Regions from separate parts of the Homo sapiens genome. Here region 1 is linked to region 2. Evidence: chromatin contacts called from ENCODE Hi-C or POLR2A ChIA-PET data. All regions are on one chromosome and are shown on one strand. Each heading gives the region's core, a stretch centred on a gene start or an enhancer-like site at or near the end of the contact. The rest is flanking DNA. Distances are from core to core; before and after follow the strand shown.

What was found. Hi-C counts contacts between places; a loop is a spot of excess contacts on that map. ChIA-PET counts read pairs that join two places held with the same protein, here RNA polymerase II (POLR2A). Pooled maps may share reads with other maps.
Region 1: a map of HepG2 shows a loop between it and region 2 (12-fold over the local background). The contact joins two enhancer-like sites. A Hi-C loop is called at or near these places in 11 of 168 maps with a recorded cell type or tissue (Caco-2, Calu3, HCT116 and 7 more), 14 of 37 single-sample maps with no recorded cell type and 14 of 50 pooled maps. POLR2A ChIA-PET finds 5 or more read pairs at or near these places in 3 of 52 experiments (BJ, OCI-LY7 and activated naive CD4-positive, alpha-beta T cell).

What each region holds. Positions count from the first base shown.
Region 1 is chr2:205,945,234-205,950,925 of GRCh38, forward strand. It overlaps the pseudogene PPIAP68. Among named protein-coding and RNA genes, the nearest start is that of INO80D-AS1, 140 kb to the right of the region's middle. RefSeq lists an enhancer at 1,330-1,829. Within about 2 kb of position 2,983, at least 6 of the 41 ENCODE cell types and tissues checked have a DNase peak (open chromatin) inside an H3K27ac peak, as active enhancers do.
Region 2 is chr2:205,898,218-205,903,875 of GRCh38, forward strand. It overlaps the pseudogene RN7SKP178. Among named protein-coding and RNA genes, the nearest start is that of INO80D-AS1, 180 kb to the right of the region's middle. Within about 2 kb of position 4,359, at least 5 of the 41 ENCODE cell types and tissues checked have a DNase peak (open chromatin) inside an H3K27ac peak, as active enhancers do.

The DNA of each region.
Region 1 (5,692 bases), core at 1,733-4,232, 46 kb after region 2:
CTCATGCCTGTAATCCCAGCACTTTGGGTGGCCAAGGCGGGCAGATCACAAGGTCAAGAGTTCAAGACCAGCCTGACCAATATGGTGAAACCCCATCTCTACTAAAAACACAAAAATTAGATGGGCGTGGTGGCGTGTGCCTATAGTCCCAGCTACTTGGGAGGCTGAGGCAGGAGAATTGCTTGAACCTGGGAAGTGGAGATTGCAGTGAGCCGAGATCGTGCCACTGCACTCCAGCCTGGGTGACAGAGCGAGACTCTGTCTCTAAAGGAAAAAAAAAAAAAAAGAAAGACAAACATAAACACAAAAAGGAAGCAAAGAAGGAAATGAGAGATTTGGGAGTGGCCTTGACTTGGAATGTGATGATGCCACCACCCCCAACCAGCTTGGCCCATTCTCTTCCTACCAGCCTCTGCCTCTCAGCCCCCACTCAGTGTATTCTATCTGCAGATAGGCGTTACACTGAATACTACAAAATAGGCTACTTTTATACTAGAAGGAATTCAATAAAAGTGAAATACATAAAAGCCCAGCGCTTATAGATTTTTATTATGATTCTTTCAACTAAGCTTTTAAAAATTCTCTGATGTTGGGAGAAGTATAACCAAGGTATCTTGCAGGACCAGACAAGGTGTCAGGAAGCAAAGTGGGTATGTCTACACAAAGACAAACGCCGGGGAAAAGAAAAACCCCATCTTTCCCGGGAGCCATGTTCGAGCTCAACACTCACCCCGATGTGCTTTTGGGGACAGCTTGCTTTATGCCAGTCCCCTTGAGGGTGTGGGGTCCCAGTGAGGTGGCTCCCACCAGTTGCATCTTTTTATAATCTTTCATGAAAGCGTTTCTTTTGTCTTAAACAGTGGTAATCTGTTTGATGTTCATAGAGATTGATGAGCGGCCTTGGGTGCCAGCAGAGAATCAGACAGATGGCAATAGTGACAATAAATAATTGTCATGTTTTTCACTTTTGTGGCCTCTACAATTCAAGGGTCTCAAAACACAGCGGAAATTTAGAATGATAGGAAAGGAAAAGACCTTGGGAAAGGGCATCTCGTCCATCCTTCCAACATCTCACCCCAGGGCTCATACTAAACAAGATGCTCTCATGCGCCCTTGGCCCCTGACTGCAGTGGGGATGGCTGTGTTCCCAGTGAGAACACAGGCACAGCCCCTAAGTTACAGGATGTGGCTTCTTCGTTGCCCCCAGGGGGATGGAAACTTGAAGACTCAAGGGCAGACAATACAGTGAACTCCGGGGCCCTCCCAGTGAGATGGGGAAGCTAAAGACAAGCTGAGGGCAGGTTTGGTGCAGGAGGTGGCAGCGGCCCCTCCGAGCACCATCCTGGCAGGGAAGGGCCACTTCTGGGAGCTGGAAGGGGCAGATGCTGGGAACATGCCCCAGACTCAAACCACACTGACACAGACCATCACACCATGGACAGCCCTGGCCGCCCTGTTCTTTCCTAGAATAACATGCTCAGTGGCATGCCTGCTGGAGCCCAAGCCAGGACTTCTTACATGCCGATTCCTCCCCACGGGCTGTTCTTTAGATGTTAAGAGAGGACATGGCAGGAGGTGGTGAACAAGCACTCATCTCACCTTCCAGCCGCTATCACAGAGCACCTAATGAACCGCAGTGTGCTAGAATTTCCACATGTGGGTAGAGAGAAAAAGAGGACAGTCTTCACCCAAATCTCAGTGCTGGGCACAGGGATAGAAGGATGGTGAGAAGAAATGAAGATCTGTTCTTCCTTCATTTGTCTTCCCATTTCCAATCCTCAAGAACCAGTTTGAGGAGAATGTCTGCCAAACCAGCTGCAAACATACTACTATTTAAATTTTCTTCATTTCAAAGGGTTTTAGAGGCCAGGCACAGTGGCTCACGCCTGTAATCCCAGCACTTTGGGAGGCTGGAGTGGGAGGATTGCTTAAGCCCAGGAGTTCCAGACCAGCCTTGGCAACATGGCAAAACCCTATCTCTACAAAAAAATAGAAAAATTAGCTGGGCGTGGTGGTTCACGTCTGTGGTCCCAGCTACTCAGGAGGCTGAGGTGGGAGGATCACCTGAGCCCAGAAGGTTGAGGCTGGGTTGAGCCATGTTCATGCCACTGCACTCCAGCCTGGGTGACAGAGTGCAACCCTACCTCAAAAAAAAGCTTGGGGGGGTGGGGGTCAGGCCTCTTCAGAACTGCGTGCCTCCTCGTAGGTCCATAATAAGAAGTTCCCCAGCCAAACCACCCAGGGGAGATTACTGTTTGCTGTCCTGGCCCCTCTTCCTTCCCTCGGGGCCCTATCTCTCCTGAATCTTACTTGTATCTTCATCCTCACCTCCTTCGCAAAAGAGGATCTTGCCTTGGACTAGAAAAGCAGAAATCATCCCGCATCCATACAGATCTTTAATCACATCCTTGTTCTTGAGATCCGAATTTAAAACATAGAGGTGTTGTCAGGCCCTTTAGGGCTTTGCACAGTGTCAAAGCGAGCAATCTGAATGGAAGGAGTTTTAATTTTTCAAAAATTAGCCAGCAGTGGTGGTGCACGTCTGCAGTCCCAGCTACTTGGGAGGATCATGTTTGAGAACAGGAGGTTGAGATTACAATGAGCTATGATCACGCCACTGCCTGGGCAACAGAATGAGACCCTGTACCCAAACATAAAATCTGACAAATTTCTTCACTTACTCTTTCCAACTAAAAAAAAAAAAAAATTTACTTGTTATGCAATCAGAAAACTGACCTCCAAACAGCAAATGTCAGCAAGTCAGTAGCAGGAGCCGACAACTCATTCAGGAAAAATGAAGCACTTTTTATAAAAGTCCTGTTTCTGGCTCAGTTATACTGTCCTAAGAACTGACATAGTAAGAAATAAGTCCAGGAATCATTAAAACAAGATAGAATCCAATGTCCTACGTGTTCCAAGAACACAGCTGTTGCTCAGAGGCTCAAGGCTTCGGCTACTCCTGTGTCAGCGCGCAACATAAACCCACCACAGAGAAAACCCAAGCACGAAGCACGACCGTGCTCTGCCATCTGGTGGCCAAAAGTGAAATGGCCCTGAAGGCGCAAAAGATTGAAAATAGATGTTTCCTAAACTGTAGTCATCAATAGCGAAACTTTCTCAAGTCGGCTACCAATAAGCAGTGGATGTTAGAATGCTGAAAAAAACAAATCCAATGTTGAAGAACCTCCTTTCTTTGGCCCTCCAGGCATGAATGAAAAGCTCTTAAATTGCTTGCCTAAATGAGCCCATCTGTTTACTAAACAGGGGTACATGAAAACATCAGTTACTAAGTATGCAGACTCTTTTGATCCTATGAAAGCACTGACCATCTATCCATGCTATGCAGATCTCTGTTGGTGATATAATTACAAGATGGGAAAGGGAAGTGTGACCGGGACACTCTGAGAGCCACTTGTAGTCTAAATGAGACACCCCGCAAAAGCAGTCACGTGAGCTTGGAAACTCAAACCCTGCTTTCCTAGCACACTGAAGCCTCAGAAGGCCATGCACACCTGTAATCCCAGCACTTTGGGAGTCCAAAGCAGGTGGATCACTTGAGTCCAGGAGTTTGAGACCAGCCTGGGTAACACAGACAGACGCCCGTCTCTACAAAAAATACAAAAATTAGCTGGCACATGCTTGTAGTCCCAGCGACTCAAGAGGCTGAGGTGGGAGAATCACTTGTGCCTAGGAGGTTGAAGCTGCAATGAGCCATGGTCACGCTGCCCTTGCACTCCAGCCTGAGCAACTAAGCAAGACCCTATCTCAAAAAAAAAAGGCCTCCAAAAAGTCTGAGTAAAAAAAAGTTGTGCTTTGCAGACACTGCTGCCGCCACCAGGAGCCCCATACTACCAGCCATGATCAACCCCATCGTGTGTTTCAACATCATTGTCAACGGCAAGCCCTTGGGCCACATCCCCTTCGAGCTGTTTGCAGACAAGATTCCAAAGACGGCAGAAAACTTTCACTCCTGAGCACTGGAGAGAAAGGATTTGGTTGTAAGGGTTCCTTTTCTCACTGAATTATTCCAGGGTTTATGTGTCAGGGTGGTAACTTCACAAGCCATAATGGCACTGGTGGCAAGTCCATCTATGGGGAGAAATTTGATGAGGAAAACTTCATCCTGAGGCATAGAGTTCCTGGCATCCTGTCCATGGCAAATGCTGGACCCAACAAAAATGGTTCCATTTATCATCTACACTGCCAAGACTGAATGGTTGTATGTGGCCCGGCACGGTGGCTCACGCCTATAATCCCAGCACTTTGGGAGCCCAAGGCGGGAGGATCCTGAGATCACGAGTTCAAGACCAGCCTGGCCAACATGGCGAAACCCCGTCTCTACTAAAAATACGAAAAATTAGCCGGGCATGGTGACGCATGCCTGTAGTCCCAGCTACTCGGGAGGCTGAGGCAGGAGAATCCCCAGACCTCCCCATGGCCTAGGTCAGGAGCCCAGAAGTGCCACATGGCTGAGGGAGCGCCATTTCCTGGGGGGATGGGGGATAAGAAGGTACCCTACAGGAGAAGCCAGGAGGGGCCGCCTGCCCCTGGGGTTGGGGCCTGGCCGAGGCAGGTGTCGGGCCTGAGAGCCTGGCTGGCTGAGCTCGGAGGGCCCCCAGGGAAGCCTGGCCCAGGGAGCAGTCGTGACTCTGCAGGGGAAGCCCAGCGAGGGAGCCCGGGAGGCAGAGGTTGCAGTGAAGTGAGATCACACCACTGCACTCCAGCCTGGTGACAGAGATAGGCTCTTTCTCAAAAAAAAAAAAAAAAAAAAAAAAGAATGAGTGGTTGGATGGCAAGCATGTGGTCTTTGGCAAGGTGAAAGAAGACATGGATATTGTGGAGGCCATGGAGCGCTTTGGGTCCAGGAACGGCGGGACCAGCAAGAAGATCACCACTGCTGACTGTGGACAACTCTAAGTATGACTTCTGTTTTATCTAAACTACCAGACCATTCCTTCTGTAGCTCAGGAGAGCACCCTCCACCCCATTTACTTGCAGTATCCTAGAATCTTTGTGTTCTCGCTGCAGTTCCCTTTGGGTCTATGTTTTCCTTATTCCCTTCCATGCCTAGCTGGATTGCAGAGTTCAGTTTACAATTATGAAATAAAAACAAAGGAAGGAAGGGAGGGAGGGAAAAGGAAAGAAAGAGTTGTTGGCTGGGTGCGGTGGCTCACACCTGTAATCCCAGCACTTTGGGAGTCTGAGGCAGGTGGATCACTTGAGCCCCAGAGTTTGAGACTAGCCTGGGCAATATGGTGAAACCCCATCTCTACTAAAAATACAAAAATTAGCCAGGCGAGGTGGCATGTGCCTCTAGTCCCAGCTACTCAGGAGGCTGAGGTGGGAGGATTGCTTGAATCCAGGAGGCAGACATTGCAGTGATCCAAGATTGTGCCACCACACTCTAGCCGGGGCAACAGAGTGAGACCTCATCTCAAAAAAAAAAAAAAGTAAGTTGTTTAACTTTGCTTAACTTAGCTTCCCAAATTCCTTTGACCTCTGAATAGGTTGTTGTTTTTTAGGTAGTTGTTTTTTAAATTGTTGTTTGTTGGATTGTTTTCTTTTCTGTTTTGTTTTTAGAGATGGGGTCTCCCTATGTTATTCAAGCTGGTCTTGAACTCCTGGGCTCAAGCAATCATTTCCCCTCAGCCTCCCGAGTAGCTGGGATTACAGGCTTGAGCCATCACATAGG
Region 2 (5,658 bases), core at 3,109-5,608:
CATGCTATAGGCATTTTAAAAATACTCGATGAATGAATAAATAATGAAAATCTGGCTGGGGAAGTAGGAGAAAGCTTCACCAAAGGCCTTAGTTGGGTTTGTTCTTGAAAGTATCATTTCTTGAAGAAAGAGTTACAGACATCCTCACAGGAGAAGAAGGTCTTCTTGGAAGCCTGGGTACAGAGCAGGTGGCATGACCGGATGCTGGAAGAGTAGGACATGGAAAGACAGATCAAATCACAAAGGACTTTGTATGCCACCTTGAGGAATCTAGAGTTTTGCTTACATCTTGTTAAGTGAAGAATTTTAAGCAAAATGTTTGTGCTATGCTCTGAATGTTTGTGTTCACCCAAAATTCATACATTGAAACCTAATCACCAAGGTAATGGTATTAGAAGGTGAAGCCTTTGGGAGGTGATTAGGTCATGAGGAGTCTGCCCTAATGAATGGGATTAGTGCCCTTATGAAAGAAGCCCCAGAGAGTTGCCTTCCTCTTTCACCACGTGAGCATAAAGCAAGAAGGTGCCATCTACGAGGAACAGGCTCTCACCAGACACCAAAAAAACTGCTGAATGCCTTGATTGTAGACTTCCCAGCCTCCAGAACTGTGAGCAATAAATTCCATTGTTTATAAATTACCTAGTCTAAGGTATGTTGTTATAGTAGCCCAAATGACTAAGGCAGTTTGCATTTTGGAAAAGTCACAGAATTGTATTCTAGATAAGCAGCACTTATCAAACCACACACATCCCCACCACTTTCCAGGCATCAGAAGCCATTAATCATGTCATATCTGCAGCTAATACTTTGTTTCCATGCATACTGCATCATTCCTGCTGAGAAAATTTCCCAGACTTCCCACTCAAATCCCTCTTCCCTGGAATATCTTCCTTTCATGGCAAAGAAAAAGAAAATGAGGAGAGATGCCTATGAATCCACTCACCGGCCTTTCTGTCTGATATCATTTTGCTGTGTCCCCACCCAAATCTCATCTTGAATTGTAGCTCCCATAATTCCCATGTGTTATGGGAGGGACCCAGTTGGAGATAATTGAATTGTGGGGGTGGTTTCCTCCATACTGTTCTCGTGGTAGTGAATAAGTCTCACGAGATCTGATAGTTTTATAAGGGGAAACCCCTTTTGTTTGGTTCTGATTTCCTCTCTTGACTGCTGCCATGTAAGACGTGCCTTTCACCTTCCATCATGATTGTGATGTCTTCCCAGGCACGTGGAACTGTGAGTCCATTAAGCCTCTTTTTCTTTTTAAATTACCCAGTCTCGGGTATGTCTTCATCAGCAGCGTGAAAACAGACTAATACACCCTCCCATGGGATTACTCTTTTAGCTGCTTCTAAGCATTCCGCATCAGTTCCTGGTTTGGATTCTCCTGGAAGCAGACTCTGAGACAAGGACCTGAGAGTCAATAGGTTATTGGGAAAGATCCTGGAAAGGCAAGAGAATGAGAAGGGAAAGTGAAATCCAGAAGGGAGAAGCAAACAATGAAGGGTGAGTTGGTAAGCTGGTGAGGAGGCTGCCACGATGGGAGACTCTGGCCTGGCCCCACTAAAGAACTGTAGAGTACACCTCAGAACTTTCCCCAGGAGGGCCAAGGAAGCTGCAATACTTATCCACCAATTCCTAACCCTCACAGGCTGGGGACCACCTCTGGGGGAATTATATTCTAGGCGTCTCTGGTCTGCCCTGTGCTCTGGCTGACAGATCCCTCAGGTATAGAAGCAGAGAGATGAGGGCGTCTGTGGTAGGCAGCTGTGAGCATGCACAAGAGTGGCCTTTGCAGCTGCAAGTGAACTCAGAGGTGGGCCAAAGGGAAAAGGGCAGGGCTTCAGCAGCATCTTCTACACCATCTGCCCTACCAGAGCTTGTTTCCCCTCTAGAAGATGGTTGCAGAGACAATGCTGTGTGTCCACCATCTTGTCTCAGGCACACAGAAAGATGACATGTCCCAGGCTCCCCTGTCATTTAAGCCATCTCATTCACAGCTAAATTAGAAACAGGGTGCTACTTCTGCCCAGTAGAATATGAACAGAAGTTACTAAAGTCATTTTCAGGCCTGACCCTTAAAAACAACCCAGGCGAGGGCCAGGCGCAGTGGCTCACACCTGTAATCCCAGCACTTTGGGAGGCCGAGGTGGGCGGATCACGAGATCAGGAGATCGAGACCATCCTGGCTAACATGGTGAAACCCTGTCTATACTAAAAATACAAAAAATTAGCTAGGCATGGTGGCGGGCACCTATAGTCCCAGCTACTCAGGAGGCTAAGGCAGGAGAATGGCGTGAACCCTGGAGGTGGAGCTTGCAGTGAGCCAAGATCACGCCACTGCACTCCAGCCTGGGTGACAGAGCAAGACTCCGTCTCAAAAAAAACAAAAACAAAAAACAACCCATGCAAGGATGTGACGGTGGTCTGGCTGCAACATCTGTCACCCCACTGATCACCAGGGTTGATTCGGCTGATCTGGCTGGCTAGGTGGGTATGCCCTCCTGAGCCTCACCACTCCATGTTCATCCCTCCTGAAGCTGCATGCTTGGTTGAAGAAGACAACCTTCCCCAGTAGAAGGCCAATATTTGGTCAAGGGTATATAAGTAGCTGCATTCCCTTGCTAGAACCTCCAAACAAGCTCTCAAGGTCCATTTGCAGGAAAATGTTGGGTAGTGAAGCTTCCAAGGCTCCAGACACATCCAAATGAGGTGCTGCATGTGGCAGTATGTTTTTTGTTTTTTGTTTGTTTGTTTGTTTGTTTGTTTTGAGACAGAGTCTTGCTCTGTCACCCAGGCCGGAGTACAGTGGCACGATCTCGACTCACTGCAACCTCCGCCTCCCAGGTTCAAGCGATTCTCCTGCCTCAGCCTCCCAAGTAGCTGGGATTATAGGCACCCGCTGCCATACCTGGCTAATTTTTTGTATTTTAGTAGAGACGGAGTTTCACCGTGTTGCCCAGGCTGGTCTCAAACTCCTGAGCTCAGGCAATTCACCCACCTTGGCCTCCCAAATTGCTAGGATTGCAGGCATAAGCCACCACACCCAGCCACTTTTCTTAAAAACACACACACAAACAAACAAAACTATGTGATCCTCCAGTTCTTTCTCTTCAGTGACCAACTTGAAGTCCATATGTTTAAGATGGTAGGAATGTAAGATTGAAGGAGCTTTGATCCCTGAGTCACTGAGTGAAGGAGTCCACCAAGGAAAGCCACTCAAATTATGCCAGACTGTAACATGAATGAGAAATAGGCAGTATGCAGCCCCTAAGATTTGGAGATTTGTTACTGCAGAAAAGCCTAGCCCATCCTGACTAACACAGAATATATATTGGCTCTGCTGAGAATCTCTGCATGTTTTGGCAGTATGTTTCTTTTCCCTTTTCCTCTTCATAACTTGAAAAGAATCTTTAATGCAATTTCAGGGCTAAAACAGTGTGCTTCCGCTTCAAGAAACAAATATGCTTAGCTGAGTGATGTTCTTGCAGTTGGCAATGAACCCGTGATGCCCAGCCAGTATAATAGTCTTGACAGCATCTCTCAAGGCCCGCCTGCCTGCTTTAAGACCCAGTCTTGGCGACAGGGTTTAGCTGCCCACCCTTCCATTTAACACATCTAGAGAAACTACCAATTACTGCTAAACTGCCTTGTGTGGCTCAGCCCTCAGGTCAGAGGATGACATCCGGGAGGGCCATTTCAATGATTATGTAATTAATATTATCATGATATATAACTGCAGTAATGGTTTTTATCAATAGAGACCTGTTCTTCCTAGGCTATTCTTCAAAGTCAGGCTGTTGCCTGTTCTACCTTTGTGACATTCAGGAGCATCCTCTGGCCACGTGGTTCGGAGGTTTTATTGTACATCTTTAAGTGCTCTCTCTGAAACCCATGGGTCCTGGAAGTTTTGAACTAGGTTTTGTGGCTCTGCGTCACCTTCACAGTCTTAAAACGCACCCGTTTACACAAATGCCTGCTCACAAGCCACAGAGTGATGGCCGCTGACTCCTCCCAAAGTCAACACTTAGATTTATTGACTGAGAAGGATGTAACTGACCGAAACTTCACCCAGCTCAATATTTGCCTAGAGACAATAAATCTCAACACCGACCCAAACTGAAAGTCGATGGATATGTATTGTTACAGACTTTCTTTTGGCAAGACTAATCCATTGGGTATGGATTTTGAAATAATTTCATTTTGATTGGAGTGTGGGGCTAGCTGGACAGTGCAGTCAGAAAACAAAGTGGGGGACGCGTGATAGGAGCAGTTGCTCCTTGTAATCCCATAGTTAAATTCAGTGCTGTGAGCAGCACTTAGAAAAAAGAGCATGTCATCTATCAGGCCTCCAGAAGGGCCGCCTTCTGTGAGATGATGTCATCATAATGGCAGAGTGTGTTAAGTCCTCTGTGAATCCCCACAGGGCATTTGTCCTGCATGAGAATCAATTACAGAAAAGATAAATGGTGCATGAGAAGTGTCTTTTGGCATATATTTCACTTCTGATACATGTTGTTCTGCTGAGCAACAAACAATTTAGATAAACCTCAAGGTCATGTTTGGACCAGAGAGATGTTTTTCATTAGCTAGAGAGTGACCATGCTGATAAGAGAAGCAGCAGTTTGTGGAAAACTGTAAAACACCCGCCCTTCCGGGCAGCCGAAGCAGCCTACCTGGATCAGGCTGAGAGCCCTGGACATCACAGAAAGCCATGTTAGCATTGGAAAAGCGAGAGTGACGTCTTTGCCCACCATCTCCCAACGAAAGCCCTTCTGAGTGCGCGGAATGATTATTTCTGTGAACTGTAGTTATACTTCAGGCATGGACTCTGGAGAATACATTTTACTGGCTCAACTTTTTGTGAATCACAAATCCAGCTGAGTTGTGATTTTTTCTTCCTTTTGAGTCTAGGTCTGTGTTAGCAGTTGATTGGCTATCTTGCCCACATTCCCTTGTTTTTCCTTACATTTTTTTTTTTTTTTCTGAGACAGAATCTCACTCTGTCACCCAGGCTGGAGTGCAGTGGAGCAATCTCAGTTCACTGCAAACTCCGTTTCCCGGGTTCAAGAGATTCTCTTGCCTCAGCCTTCCATGTAGCTGGGATTACAGGCACCCGCCACCACGCCCAGCTAACTTTTGTATTTTTAGTAAACAGGGTTTTACCATGTTGGTGAGGCTGGTCTCAAACTCCTAACTTCAAGTGATCCACCTTCCTTGCCCTCCCAAAGTGCAGGGATTACAGGCGTGAGCCACCGTACCAGCCGCCTTAGATTTTTTTCACGGTTCCACAAGTGAAAAGGGAAAGTGGTTCGTGTCTCCGTGTAGTCACTTCCTTGTCACTGGGTCCTCAGACCCATTGCACAGGGTTTATTTTTTTGAGACAAAGTCTCACTCTGTTGTCCAGGCTGAAATGCAGCAGTTTGAGCCTTGACCTCTCAGGCTCAAGTCGTCCTCCCACCTCAGCCTCCCGAGTAGCAGGGACTACAGGCATGCACCCTCACACCTGGCTAATTTATTGTTGTTGTTGTTGTTATTATTATTTGTAGAGATGGGTCTCCCTATGCCGCCCAGGCTTCTCAAACCCCTGGGCTTAGCAGTCCTCCCACCTCAGCCTCCCAAAGTACTGGGATTATAGCACGAGCCACCGTGCCTGGC